Regions from separate parts of the Homo sapiens genome. Here region 2 is linked to region 1. A link is a loop called in an ENCODE intact Hi-C map of the cell type or tissue named here. Cell type or tissue: heart right ventricle. All regions are shown on one strand.

Region 1 (2,500 bases):
CTTTCTTCTTTCAAAGCTCAGAGATATATTTATGTCCAGCATTAACTTGTAGTCAGCAAATATTTATTGAGCAATTACTATTTGTGGGCATTGTTCTAGGTGTTGTAATACAGCAGTGAATAAAGCAAAGTCTCTGCTGTTATGTAATATTCCTGTGATGCCGTGATTATATATTAGGTTGGTGAACTGGGTGGGGTGGTGGGAGGGTAGCAAATGATGAACCAGGCATGGAACACTTCTTCTCTACTTGTCTTCTTAGCCAATGGCTTTCGATGGGATATGGTGCAGTAAGAATGTCTTAATTTGGGTTTTCCCAGAAGCAGACTGCAGCGTAAGAATGCAGTGCAAGTAGTTTATCTGGAGGTGAGGGAAACATTGCTAGGGGAGTAGGAAAGTGAGACTGGGAAGAGAAGGCAGCCAAAAGAGTCACCGTTGTGAGTGATTGGCACTTCGTCTTATGAGAAAACTCTAGGAAACAGAGCCTGTCTCCTGAGGGGATAGGAAGCTGGGATGTTTATGCATCATCTCTCATTAGTCTTGGCTGGGGGCTTCTGAGGGCAGGGTTAATCTAGGTCTGGCCTGCAGTGTGAGCAGCAAGGTGGTTTTTGGTGGCCTGAAAAAGTCCTCAGGCATGGCCGATAGGTTCTTGAAGTGGGAAATCAGATGGTATGCACTGAGTTGATAAGGATTGAAGTAAGAAGATGTGGGCTGGGCTACTGAGATGTTGAGGTAAATTTGTCTTTCCGTAGTGTATGAAATAGTGCTCCTGCTTTTTTTGTTTTTTTTTTTTTTTTTTTTTTTGAGACGGAGTCTCGCTCCGTCGCCAGGCTGGAGTGCAGTGGCAGGATCTCAGCTCACTGCAACCTCTGCCTCCCGGGTTCAAGCGATTCTCCTGCCTCAGCCTCCTGAGTAGCTGGGACTGTAGGCACGCGCCACCACGCCCGGCTAATTTTTGTAGTTTTAGTAGAGATGGGGTTGTTGTATGTTTAGTAGAGATGACCATGTTGGCCAGGATGGTCTCGATTTTTTTGACCTCGTGATCTGCCTGCCTCGGCATCCCCAAAGTGCTGGGATTACAGGCCTGAGCCAGTGCTCCAGGCTGCTGCTGCTATTTTAAAGCTAGAACTGATGCATGGCAAAAGCAAACTTAAATTATTCTAAGACTTTGTTAGATATGTAGTAAGGTAGAACGGTATGACACAGTGGATTAACTTTAACATTAGAATTTTCTCATATGGCTTAGTAAAGATACACTTGATAGAAGATGGAACATTGTTGGGCAAACACTAGATGGTGCTGTTCTTTAGGTAGAGAAGACAGTCTGCAACTAGATTTTGGTGCTGATCTATTATTATAGTTTAGCATACAATTTTAAAACAGTTGGGCTTCAATCGATCAAAAAGTGTTTACTGAACACCCATGAAGTGTCAGAGTTGATCCTGAAATAGAAAGGAAAATAGTATTAAGTCGAGAATGACAGCAAAGCACAAAACTGAAGCAGCAGCTTTCCAATTTAAATAGCCTGGATTTTTCCTTTCTTTAGAGAACTTAGAGAATTTATGTAGCATAAGAATTTTTTTTTATCCCCAAAGAACTTTGTATTAATGGAACAATATTTACTATCAGTTTTGATAATATTATTTCATGAATATTATATATCCAGTTACTAATTAAGTATATTTGCCATTTGACTTTACGATTAAATGTAAAAACATGATGTTTTCAGTAAAATGCTATTCTAATAAACTTCTAAAATATAACACCTTCTTGAACTTTCCCATGTTAAATCCCACTAGCTTTAATTACTCCAAACTTTTAGTATTACCCTGAGTAAATTTAGGGAGTCTTTACAGCAGTGCTTCTTAAACTTTAATGTGCATAATAGGCACCTGGGGATTTGATTAAAAATAAGATTCTGAGTCAGTGGGTCTGGGGTGGAGCCTGAGATTATGCATTTCTCACAAGTTCCCAGATGATGCTGATGCTACTGATCCACAGACAGCCCTTTGGGTAGATTTTTACTTGTAGATATGGTAATTGAGTTTTGCCATGGTTAGAAACATGTTTTAATTTTAATTTCCTGTAGGAGATTTTTCTGTGACTCTCTCTCTATCTTCAACTTCCTTTTCCCACATCTTCACCATGTTCTTATAATTTACTGTATATTGCATGCAGTAGTCACTAAATAGATGTAGATGATGGATGGGAGAAGAAACTTGCTCCATAAAACATGGAGTGTTGGATAGCTTTAATTTGTCCCTTCAGAGCCATTCTCCTCTTGTCTTCACCTTGTTCTCTGGCCTGGGATGCTAATCTGTATGAACTTCATCAAGGAGCTCTTATTTTCTCTGGCTTCCAGGTTGGTTTTGCTCATGGGGGCCCCAGTGATAGGTGAGAGAGAGATAGAGAGAGAGAGGAGAGTGAGATCAATTATTTATCCCTTGGCTCCCTCCCTGTAAGGTCACCTTGGGCTGTCTGAGAACGTTTACTGAAGTTCAGT
Region 2 (2,500 bases), 550 kb after region 1:
ATAAATACTGGTATGTATATCTGATTATCTCTTTGGGATAAATGTCTGGAAGTAATATTACTGAGCCAAAGGCTGTTAAACATATACAGATTATACGTATAATCTCAACTGTCCCTTCACAGAATAGAATTAAATCGAATTTTAATTTATCAGTGTTTATTTCCCTGCATCCTTTGTAGCATTAGACCCTTAAAAAGAACCTTAACCCAATTTGTTAGAGAAAAGTTACATATTGGTTTAATTTTAATTCCTTTGATTATAAAGAAGTCAAGCACTTTTTAATATATATGTTGTTCACTTGTCTAGTGAGTTGCCTTTTACATTTCAGCCCATATTTATTCATCTTTTACTTTTTCTTTGTAAAAAGCTCCATATATAAAATATAAATAACTATGATCATATTATATATTTTAAATTATTTTTCTGGTGTTTCCTTTGCCTTTGATGATATTTTCAACATTAAGAAGATTTTCATTTTTACTTTATCAAACCTATTCATATTTACTTTTAATTTTCTGTGGTTGCTTTACTGTTTTAAAATTATTTTCCACATTGATATCAGAAATTATTTCTCTCTATAAACTTGATGTTCTTTTGTTTTTTATAAAAGCAATAATCTTGTGGGAATTATTTTCTAACAGTAAGAGTTTTTTGGTTGATCAATTGTCCTGCTATATATTATGTATTTTTCATTTATTTATTTTACTTATTTGGTTTGGAATAGATTTTTCTTTCTTCACTGATTTAAAACGGTCTACCTTTATTGCCTACTAGATTCCTATGCAGATAGTGTAAATGTCAACATTATTCTTTGATAACAAGAACTGTAACTGCAGAAGTTTTGGAATGAAGGAGAGTAGATAGGAACTTAGGGAAGATATGGCACTTTGGCTGGACCCAGAAAGATAAAGGTGATTTGTCTTGGCAGAGAGGAAAGAGAAAGGGCATTCCAAATGGGGGAAAACAGCTTGAGCAACACCCAGAATAGTTAACAAGTATTATATATAGTAGGTGATGGGAGAGGGAAGGTGGAAGGGACCTAATATTTGTTGAATGCCTACTGAATGTGAGTCACCATGCTAAGAATCTTATGCACAACTCTGAGGTCAGCTGAATCCTCGTACTTTGAGTCCTGTGTATATTCAGAGCTTTGCTTTCCATCTGTCCCAATTTGTATGTAGAACTAAGTATTTCTTTGAATTTCTGAAACACAGTTTACTTACACAAAAACTTCACTGGTCAATCAATGCAATCAGTTTCTTGACCTCAACACTGTATGTTCTGGACTGAAAAATCCATTGTTTTAAGTTACTGTGCTGTGCATTTTAAGTTGTTTATCCTTGACTTCTACCCAGTAGATGCCAGTAGCAATGCTGCCCCCTAGTAGGGACAACTAAAATTGTCTCCAGACATTGCCAAATGTCCCTTAGGGAGCAAAATCAACTCCAGCTGAGAAATACAGATTATACCAAAGAAAGGAAAGTTAGTGGAGGGTTTTTTTTTTTTTTAACAGAGTCTTGCTCTGCCACCCAGGCTGGAGTGCAGTGGCGCCATCTCAGCTCACTGCAACCTCCGCCTCCTGGCTTCAATCGATTCTCCTGCCTCAGCCTCCTGAGTAGCTGGGATTACAGGCACCCGCCACCACGCCTGGCTAATTTTTTGTATTTTTAGTAGAGATGGGGGTTTTACCATATTAGTGAGGCTGGTCTCGAACTCCTGACCTCAGGTGATCCACCCGCCTCTACCTCCCAAAGTGCTGGGATTACAGGCGTGCATCACCATGCCCAGCCAGTGGAGGATTTTGTATTGCGCAGTGCACAACAAATGAATATCCTCTTTTTGTTTTCCTTCATAAAGTCCCTTCTTGGCTTCTCTACACCTAGGTTTGCGCTTTTATTTTTGCTTAATCCATTGCAAGGTTTCTCAACTGTGGCACTACTGACATTCAGGCCAGATAATTCTTTGTTTTAGGGAGCTCTCCTATGAATTGTGGGATGTTTAGTGGCATCCTCCGACTATACCCAGGAGATACCAGTACCACCACCATCACCCCCAGTTATGACGACTGATATGGTTTGGTTGTGTCCCCACCCAAATGTCATCTTGAATTGTAGCTCCCATAATTCCCATATGTCGGGGAAGGGACCTGGTGAGAGGTAATTGGATCATGGGGCGGGTCATTCCTGTGCTGTTCTTGTGATAATGAATAAGTCTCATGAGATCTGATGGTTTTATAAAGGGGAGTTTCCCTGTACAAGCTCTCTTGCCTGCTCACCACATAAGACTTGCCTTTGCTCCTCCTTCACCCTCTGCTATGATTGTGAGGCCTCCTCAGCCATGTGGAACTGTGAATACATTAAACCTCGTTTTCTTTATAAATTACCCAGTCTTGGGTATTTCTTCATAGCAGTATGAAAATGGACTAATACAGTAAATTGGTACCAGTAGAGTGAGGTGCTGCTGTAAAGATACCCAAAATATGGAAATGACTTTGGAACTG

Evidence for each region. A loop is a pair of places that touch in the nucleus more often than their neighbours do. Peaks named below come from ENCODE experiments on the same cell type or tissue, not always from the same donor. Only the 100,000 strongest peaks of a DNase experiment are listed, where the experiment ranks them.
Region 2: it touches region 1 in a loop (4-fold over the local background); 9 of 110 quality-filtered maps call a loop at or near these places.

Annotation. Positions count from the first base shown.
Region 1 is chrX:23,553,285-23,555,784 of GRCh38, reverse strand. No RefSeq gene overlaps it. Among named protein-coding and RNA genes, the nearest start is that of PRDX4, 110 kb to the left of the region's middle. In heart right ventricle, a CTCF peak has its summit at 1,287 (motif pointing right); no DNase peak of the experiment used is centred here.
Region 2 is chrX:23,007,477-23,009,976 of GRCh38, reverse strand. All of the region lies in intron 3 of PTCHD1-AS (PTCHD1 and PHEX antisense RNA), which reads left to right. Among named protein-coding and RNA genes, the nearest start is that of DDX53, 8.8 kb to the right of the region's middle. In heart right ventricle, a CTCF peak has its summit at 1,385 (motif pointing right); no DNase peak of the experiment used is centred here; H3K27ac peaks cover 650 bases.